2 separate regions of the Homo sapiens genome follow, and region 2 is linked to region 1. A link is an interaction called in ENCODE POLR2A ChIA-PET data of the cell type or tissue named here. Cell type or tissue: OCI-LY7. All regions are shown on one strand.

Region 1 (5,000 bases):
AAACAAGAAATTAGAACTTTAAAAAAATGAAAAATAAAAAACTCCGGTTAGCATCTTTATAAACAGCTATTATTTGAGTGAGCCAGTGGGCCTAAGGAGAGAATACTAGAATACAATTATTCTATCAGGTCCATTCTAGTAAACACCTAGAAAAAGTAGCTATTTTGAAAACATCATTTTTTGTTATATAATGTCTACATCATCTGGCAGAAACATTTCTTTCTTGCCAATACATTTTGGAAGATAACTCAATTAGTAAATGTACAGAACAAAAATATGATCCAATTATTGATAAAATTAATTTCCGCAAGATATGTTGTTACAATTTTATGATTCTTCCCAAGTTTTGCTAACAATATTGCAATTTTTAATTGAAAATAAAAAATAAGTACAGTTTATTTAAAAATATGGCTCCTGCAGCACCTGTACTGGAGTCACTGAAGGAACTCCAGTTCCTTGTTGCCACACCCTGACCCCCACCCAATGGACTATGCCAAGGTGATTACCTGGGAATCTGCATTTTAACAAAAGATCCACAGTTGCTCTGACATAGGGGTTCAAAGACCACCCTTTGAGAAACATTATTCTGTATGTTCCCTACTCAGAATATGTAGCTAATTGCTTCTCCATCTAATTATAGCCAATCTCAACCTCTCAGAACCATCACCAGCAATTAGGACCTGTCCAGGTTTGTAATACATGATTTCAAGATGTATGAGCAAACACTTCCTGAGCAAATGCAGGTGCAAACAGTGATTACAGAATGACCTGCTACATCAGCGTCACTGCAGGCAGGCACATAGGAGAAGTGGCAGCTTCTGCAGAGCTGTGATCAATGAATGCAGGTATAATGTTCCAGAAGGCCACATGGCACAGCTCATCAGGCCTCCTGAGAGACATAAGGTGGTCCCCCACAGGACTTGCCCACATTTGTGAGCTATTTTGGTTTCTGCTCCTGTGTGTGTCTTTGTGAGCACTGGTGTGAGGATGCACACCCCTAGGTGTAAAAAGCCCCAGAGTAAATAACAAAGTTATATCTGCCTGATATAAAATCATCAACACTTGCATCAATAGGCAATGCTCCAGAGTTCATTTAGAATACCAAGACAGGTTCTTTTAAACATCATTAGGACCCAACAGCAACTCAAATGCATTAAAACAGCTGGGTTCCTGTGGCAAAGCAGGTCTAATGGGACTGAGGGTTAAGTACAGCAAGGGGTGTGTCTCCTCACCCCAAGCCTCGGGGGCTCTCTAAGAGCAAAGAGTGATAGTAGTGAAAGCGTATAATTCAGCACGGTTTTGTCCCAGATAGTATTCACTGAAATGTTCAAGGGAAAACTAAAAAAATGCAGTTATATTGTATCTATATTCATATTTAATTAAAAAGAGAGTTAACAGCACTTCCAAGAGGGAGGTCATTCCTTGTTCAGCACAAGATTTCTGTGCAAAGCTATGGGCAATAAAACAATTCAACATATAAACATTTACAAAAGCTACCATTTCAGTAATGCTACTAATGCTTTAGCAAACAACTCTGAAGATAAGAAACAAATCACAATCCTGCAGCTGGGGGCAGCCATAAGAGAATCAAGATCATCAACCACTGTCAAAGTCCAATAAAATCCACCCTCTCTCTTCCTTCTTCTCTTGTTTGCCTCTGGGCTCCAACTGCCTTTAACAGAGTTGTATCATATGAAAATGTTTACAAGAAACAAAGTTATATGTAAGAACTTGAATATGATACAGTTGGCCCTCTGTATCCATGGATCCAACCAATGGCAGACCAAAAATGTGGCCTACAATGGTTGCTTATATACTGAACATGCACAGGCTCTTTGTCTTGTAATTATTGCCTAAACAATGCAATATAATAACAAATTGCATAGCTTTTACACTGTACTAGGTATTATAAATAATTTAGAGATGATTTAAAGTTTGTGAGAGGATGTGTGTTGGTTACATAAAAATACTATAACATTTTATTTAAGGAACTTGAACATCCACAGCTTTTAGTATCCATGGGGAGTCCTGGAAAGAATCCTCCTTGGATACGGAAGGAAAAATGTATCCCAAAGTTCAAGAGAACAAATAACCATTTACTCCTGCATAGTAACTTTATGAAGAGCTAAAGGAAGAAAGGAGGATGAAGTCCTACGATAAACTCACAGAGAACACTACAAGATGTCAGCAGATTTTACATAAGAACCTCACACAGTTGTATACATTTAAAGAGAACTACACAAAGGTAAGACATGAGCAGGCAGCTGGGATTGCCAAGCATTCCCCTAGGTTGGTTTCCAGACAAATAGGTGTTTTGTGTGGTTTTCTTTTTTGGAGACAGGACCTCGCTCTGTTGCCCAGGCTGGGGTGCAGTTGCGTGAACATGGCTCACTGCAGCCTTAACTTCCTGGGCCCTTGCAATCCTCCCACTTCAGCATCCCAAGAAACTGGGACAACAGGCATGCGTCACCATGCCCAGCTAATTTTTTTATTTCTCTAGAGACAAGGTCTCATCATATTGCCCAGGCTGGTCTTGAATTCCTGTGCTCAAAGCAATCCTCCCACCTTAGCCTCCCAAAGTGCTGAGATTACAGGCGTGAACCACAGCACCCATACCAATAACTGTATGTTTGACCCTTTGGGCAAGGTGTGACATTCAACTCTGCCTATGTATATACATAACTGAATCTCCAAATGCACCTTTGGCTTTTACAGTCTTAGAAAATGAATTACAAATTGGGCATGAAGACATCCAACAGTTCTCAAGCAACATTTACCACACAGAATTGCCTGCGTCTGCCTGTCTTAAAGCCCACCCACAATTTCATTTTCAATTAACAGCTCCTCGAAAGGCAGTAATGAAAGCAGTTGCTAAAGAGCATTCAGATGTCACCGAAAGACTGCAAACCCAAACTGTAAATAGCACATTGTGAGTCGCCTGTCACCACCATCAACTCCCACGGGAATCACGCAGCATGTGGCTATCACAACCATCTGCTCAGTTCCCCACCACCACCAGTGCAAACCACACAGACACCCATCTCCTCCCACTTCCCACTCATTACCTGTCATGTACAGACTTGTGTGGATACAAGATTGCTGTGAACAGAGATTAGAATGCAGAATGTACAGAGGCTTATTTCATGTTCTTTAGCTGAGATCTGGCCACATGCAGATAACTTTATATCATCACAAGAGGGAAAAATGTAAAATTTAATCAGCACAAAAATACACAGTTTCAAATAAAGAAAGGGAGTTCTGTCCTACCCTCATCAACTACCAAAAGTGTACTGGCTAGGCCTTATTAAAGGAAAGATGTGCTCCCTCATTCTTCAATCACTGACATTGTAGAAATTTATGGGAGCCAGAGTTGAGAATCACTCCTGTCACTTTATCTTTCTTAACTCCTCTATCAATATATGGGATTTAAATGGCCCTTAATAAAGTTCTGCATGCACAAATACACATATAAAATTTTCTTACTTTGGGAAATATAAAAGGTCACTGTTTTATGGAACAACTCCTGTAGGTATCAGGATCACCCAAGCTGAATTATGGCCCATTCTTTTCATTGCAGTTCCTTTTCCCATTCAGCTTATTTTCTCTCTGCAGGTTTTATTTTATGAGGTGGTAGTTAATGTGCTGTGTTGGTTAATTTAGGGTATCAACTTGACTGGATTAAAGAATACCTAGAGAACTGGTACAGCATTACCTTTGGGTGTGTTTGTGAGGGTGTTTCCAGAGGAGATTGGCATGTGAGTCTCAGTGAACTAAGTAGGGAAGGATCTGCCCTCCATGTGGGCAGGCACCATGCAATCAGCCGGGTGTCCAGATAAAACAAAAACAGAGGAAAGGCGAAATGGTCTCTCTCTCTCTCCTAGAGCTGGGATATAATTTCCTGCCCTTGATCATCTAAACTCTAGGCTCTCTAGGCTTTGGACTTGAGGACTACCCCAGTCTCAGGCCTTCAGACTTGGTCTGAGCCATACTGTGAATCCCAGGGTCTCCATCTTGCAGATGGCTTGTTATGGGACCTCTCAGCCCCCATAATCATGTGAACAAATTCCCCGAATGAATCCCCTCTTATCTACCCACATATATATTCTACTGGTACTTGCTCTCCAGAGAATCCTAATACATATGCTATGTCCTTTTCATAGTCAATTTTTACTAAATTTTTATTTAAAATTACAAATGTCATTTAGGATAAAATTATTACTGGTCATAACATTCCAAAGATGTATCTCACTGAAGTTAAGTGATGTTTATGCTCACTATTCCCAACATTCAGGGCTCACAGCAACAAAGTATAGAGTCAAAAGACACAAAATGAAAAACACGAATAAACCTGTTTCCAAATGCTCAAGATAAAACAAAAGCAAAACACCTTTCATATAACTCATTATTATATTAGTGTCAGGTTTACCAATCCCAGTTACAAACCAATACTTCCAATACAATACGTGAGTAATTCCTGAACACAGACAAGCCTAGATTGGGGTTCTTCAATTACCTGATGTTAAAACTAGCATCTCACTCTTATTCAAGTCAATCAATATTCCAAAGAGAGATCATAAGCCAATCTTTTATTCCCTCCATCTTTCCTTACAGTTTTTCTTATTTCTATACTTTAGGCAAGGGGAAAAAGTAGTATGCAACTTAAATTCATAAAAAGGAAAAAAATATAAAGAATTTTATTTGATACCTTAGCTTGTAACCTTCACATGACTACAAAATTTTTCGAAAGCAAATGAAATCCCAATTAACATGGTAAACTTGAAATTTTGAAGTATGAGGTAGAAACGGTTTAACTGACATTCTTAATACTAGTTCAAGGTACCAGCAGACATCTAAATATTATAACAAAAGTATGTATGAAAGAGCACATAGCAAAGTTCATGTCTTTTCATTATGACAGTAAAATCCCAAATTACATTCGTGTCTCAAATGCTCTGATTTCCAGAAACCTGTAGGCTCTAGAGTCAAGCTGGATAAATACC
Region 2 (5,000 bases), 140 kb before region 1:
GTTTTTCTTTTGGTTTTCTTGACTGCCATAGTTTATTGAGTACCATATAAATTACATTTGCTTTCTTTGGAGGCTGGGAACACAAATATAATCATATCACAAAAGCACACAGAATTCCCATTTTGCTATTTTTGGCTTCTGATTTCAGCTTCTGATTATTCAAAAGAACCCCAAAACTGACTGTGGTGGTTCACTCACACCAGTAATCCCACAGCACTTTGGGAGGCCAAGACAGGAGGACCTCTTGAGCCCAGTTCGAGACCAGCCTGGGCAACATAGTAGAGACCCTGTCTTTACAAAAATAAAAATAATAAACTAGCTGACTGTGGTGGTGCATGCCTGTAGTCCAAGTTGTTCAAGAGGATGAGGTGGAAGGATTACTTTAGCCCTGGAGGGCAAGGCTTCAGTGAGCCATGATCTCATCACTTCACTCCAGCCTGGGAAACAGAGTGAGATCCTGTCTCCAAAAAAAAAAAACCACCCAAAACAGTGGTTGCCACAATGGAAGACATTTGTAGCTACACGCAAAAAACACTGAAATTTCAAATGCCAAAGAAGATGTACTATTTTGGTTTGGATTTTATAGCACATTATTATTCACTTTGGTGCCTGGCCCAGGGATAGGGTAGGGTAGCTACAGAAGAAAGCTATTAAATTTAGATGGAAAATTCTTTTTTAAAATTACCACTAATAGAAGGGTCTAGTATGGGCCTCAGATCTGGTTTTAGATTTTTTGTAGTAGATGCTTCTTTAATAAGGAACACCTTCCCCACTCCAACTCAAAGGCTGGAATGGGACATCTAAGAGCACTAAAGCAAGGTAAAGAAACATAGACATGCCTAGTTAAGAAAGGTATTTTGGCTATTATTTATTGTTATCTGTAATTTCTCTTATTTTATATTATGAAATATATATTGATTTGGTTTCCCTAATTGAGTTATAATTTTCTAGAAAGCAGCAATCTTTATATCCCTTGAAGCAAATAGCACAGCCTGAGTGCTGAGCAAGTAAGCAAATTAATAGCTGTGCTTGAACAATCTCAGTCTAGCTATTCTAGGCCACTATTTATCTCAAAATCACTTTTCTTGACCATCTTTTTGTATATTATCTCATACAGAAAGCATGCATGACTTGAAGACAAGCATCCTAGACTTTAATCCTGGCTGTGACTCTAAGAATGTCTGTATAGCTGCCAAAGACCATCAGATCCACAATAAAGAAGTCACTGTGGGATCTTTGAGGAAATGCTGGGATAGGATGGTAGCAAAACAAACCAGTTTGCAGACAGCCTACAGATTAGGACTTCAGTAGGTATAGTATAAGCTTCTCAGAATCTACCTATCCACTTCAACACTGCCTCACCTCTACTCCCAGTTCAGGCATTAACCAACTTTATGAGTAGGGCTACAGTTGGCCTACACAGGTTTTAGTGCAAATTAGAAAATGCTGCCTCTGCTGAGCAAACAAATCCTTTGCCTGCTACCTCAGCCAGCCACCTTCATGCAGTGAACAACCTGTACAGCTGTATCCAGGAACCGTGAATATATATGACTGGGAAAATCTCTCTAAGCTTCAGTCATCTCAATTCTAAAATGGATACAATACCATCTGTACCTCACTGGGTGCTGGGGAGGATTAAACAGGGTAAAAGAGATACAGTATCTTGCTTGGAGCCTGGAAATTAGAACCAATTACCTAGGAAATGTTAGCTGTAACCCCTGTCATTCCCCCTTGGCCAGTCTTCTATATCAATGTACCTGGAACCCCCTATCATGAATGGATTATACTCTGTCTGCCACTGAAAGTAGGCAATGATTTCTAGGATTTAGTCATTGCCTAGGAGCTTTATAACAGAACTCAGATGGTGACATACCACATTACTGTTAAGATCACTCTATGTCTTGCTGCACTGCACAATACTCATCATTTAACCTGTATCTTCTCCGTTCCATTTCTTTCTAAATTGATTGCTTGTTGTGACCATATATTGTAGTACACAGGACACTAGTTTCAAATTTCACTCCATAAATTCCATCCAGGAAAGCTTTTAAATCCACACAATGGCTGTAGTGGGTAAACAGAATCTTACCCACACAAACCCCAAACCCTAACCACTCCCATGATGGTCAGTCATCTCTACTCTGGGAACATATCTGAATTCTTTTTCCTAAATTAAAAACTCATTTTGAAGAAAAGTAGTATTAAACTACTCCATAAACATCATAAACCACACTTAAATCTTGGTTTCAATAAATATCCCTTGCCTACAGCTATTAGATTCCACAAGTGAATCTGTTTTTTTTAGATGGAGTTTTGTTCTTGTTGCCCAGGATGAAGTGCAGTGGTGTGATCTCAGCTCACTGCAACCTTCACCTTCCGGGTTCAAGTGATTCTCCTGCCTCAGCCTCCTGAGTAGCTGGGATTACAGGTGCCCACCACCACGCCTGGGTAATTTTTTGGTATTTTTAGTAGAGAAGGGGTTTCATCATGTTGGCCAGGTTGGTCTGGAACTCCTGAACTCAGGTGATCCACCTGCCTCGGCCTCCCAAACTGCAGGGATTACAGGTGTGAGCCAACACGCTCAGCCCCACAAGTGAATTTTTAAGTTTGCCAGCAAAAGAGTATCTTTATTTTGACCATTATTTGCTTTCTGTGGCTTAATGTTCTCTCATTTCTTTCTGATGCTGAGAGACAGAGGGAGTCAGTTAAGAAAACTGTTACAGATTTATTCAGGAGACAAACGCACTCAAAAAGTTCATTTCATCACCGTAAGGTCAGTTTAGGCCTTAAGATAATATCAAACGCTGGCACCTTTGCCTATCCTGTTTCCTTAATCATTAAATCTGTGCAAAGTAGTCTGAAAAATGAGCAAATTACTAAGCAAGAGGTAAAAATTCTGCATTTCACTCAAAAGCCTGGACAGCTCTTCAAAGTGAGCTGTAACACACATTTGCTCATCCCCTTGGCAGGGGAAGGCGGAGGAGCTTCTTCTCATTTTATGAATAATAATTGATTGATTGATTGATGGAGACAGAGTCTCGCTCTGTCGCCCAGGCTGGAGTGCAGTAGCATGATCTCAGCTCACTGCGACCTCTGCCTCCCAGGTTCAAGTGATTCTCCTGTCTCAGCCTCCCAAGTAGCTGGGACTACAGGAGCACACCACCACACCCAGCCAATTTTTGTATTTTTAGTAGAGGTGGGGTTTCGCCATATTGGCCAGGCTGGTCTCAAACTCCTGGCCTCAGGTGATCCATTCGTCTTGGCCTCCTAAAGTGCTGGAATTACAGGCATGAGCCACCGCGCCTGGCTTCAATTAGCTATTTAATGTAGATAGGGATGGCAAAAAGAATCTGGAGTGGGATGGGGAAGTTAGAAGTAAGCAGCAATTATTTCAAACCCCAAATTCAGCTACTGATATTTAATATCCATATGCCTAAATCCAAGACTTTATCCTAATAAAACTTTGGGTTGGAGCTGGGAAACAGCCACACAAGAGGCACAAGAAGGCTAATAACAGAGCTGGAACTGGAGGGCTCACCTTCACGTCACCACCCACTCCATGCCAAGAGGACCCTGATCCCCAAGACCATGAAACTCCTTTCTCATACTTAAAAACCTTGACCATTATTTGGAAAAGTCTAATTTTTTTTTTTTTTTTTTTTTTTTGAGACAGAGTCTTGCTCTGTCGCCAGGCTGGATTGCAGTGGCTCGATCTCGGCTCACTGCAACCTCCACCTCATGGATTCAAGCGATTCTCCTGCCTCAGCCTCCTGAGTAGCTGGGACTACAGGTGCGCACCACCACTCCTGGCTAATTTTTGTATTTTTAGTAGAGACATGGTTTCACCATGTTGGCCAGGATGGTCTTGAACTCCTGACCTTAGGTGATCTGCCTGCCTCAGCCTTCCAAAGTGCTGAGATTAGAGGCATGAGCCACCGCGCCTGGCCAGAAAAGTCTACTTCTAAAATCAACAAAACTACTTAAATTTACAAAAAGGCTTCAGTTTGATAATTTCTTTAGCCCTAAATTTGGAATTTCTGTTGCAGCAAGCTAAATTATCTTCCTATGTATCTTCATATATATATTTGAATTATCTTCGTAATGTATCTTCATATATCATATCTTCATATATATGTTTTACACACATACACACACACAAACACACACGTTTGTTGGGTTTTGTAGACACAGGGTCTTGCTATGCTGCCCAGGCTAGTCTCAACCTCCTGGCTTCAAGTGATCCTCCTGCCTCAGCCTCTCAAAGTGCTGGGATTACAGATATGAACCACTGTGGCTGGCCTATCTTCATATATTTTTAAGTTCCAGACAATTTAAAACCTAAAAATATGATGAGAAGAATTCAGTTGGTGATAATAAAAATTGTTAAGACTTTTCCAAGAGACTGGCTGGGCGCCTGTAATCCCAGCACTTTGGGAGGCCAAGGCAAGAGGATCACTTCAGGTCAGGAGTTTGAGACCAGCCTGACCAACATAGTGAAACTCTGTCCCTACTAAAAACACAAAAATTAGCCAGGCGTGGTGGCAGGTACCTGTAATCTCAGCTACTTAGGAAGCTGAGGCAGGAGAATCACTTGAACCTGGGAAGTGGAGGTTGCAGTGAGCCGAGATCATGCCACTGCACTCCAGCCTGGGCAAGAGTGAGATTCTGTCTCCAAAAAAAAAAATGTCCAAGAGATGATTTGCTAATAGAGTTGGAAAAAGTAAGATATATACTTCCTTTCACCGAAGTATTCTAAATAAAAATGAATATGACAACACTACTGGATTGTTCATTGAAATGTGACTATATAAATTAAAAATTTGAAACAGCCTATAAGTCAGCCTATAAGTCCAACAGCAAGGAACTGGTTAAATAATGCATGATGGGAGTGTCGTCTATTTAACTAGCCCACTCAAAAATGACTACTGAGGATGGTGGTGGTGTGTACCTATAGTCCCAGCTACCTGGAGGCTGAGACAGGAACACTGCTTGAACCCAGG

The links. Peaks named below come from ENCODE experiments on the same cell type or tissue, not always from the same donor. Only the 100,000 strongest peaks of a DNase experiment are listed, where the experiment ranks them.
Region 2: POLR2A ChIA-PET joins it to region 1 with 5 read pairs; 2 of 35 experiments call an interaction of 5 or more read pairs at or near these places.

Annotation. Positions count from the first base shown.
Region 1 is chr7:69,904,441-69,909,440 of GRCh38, reverse strand. All of the region lies in intron 2 of AUTS2 (activator of transcription and developmental regulator AUTS2), which reads right to left. Among named protein-coding and RNA genes, the nearest start is that of AUTS2, 310 kb to the right of the region's middle. In OCI-LY7, no CTCF peak of the experiment used is centred here; a DNase peak (open chromatin) is centred at 2,960.
Region 2 is chr7:70,049,022-70,054,021 of GRCh38, reverse strand. All of the region lies in intron 2 of AUTS2 (activator of transcription and developmental regulator AUTS2), which reads right to left. Among named protein-coding and RNA genes, the nearest start is that of AUTS2, 450 kb to the right of the region's middle. In OCI-LY7, no CTCF peak of the experiment used is centred here; no DNase peak of the experiment used is centred here.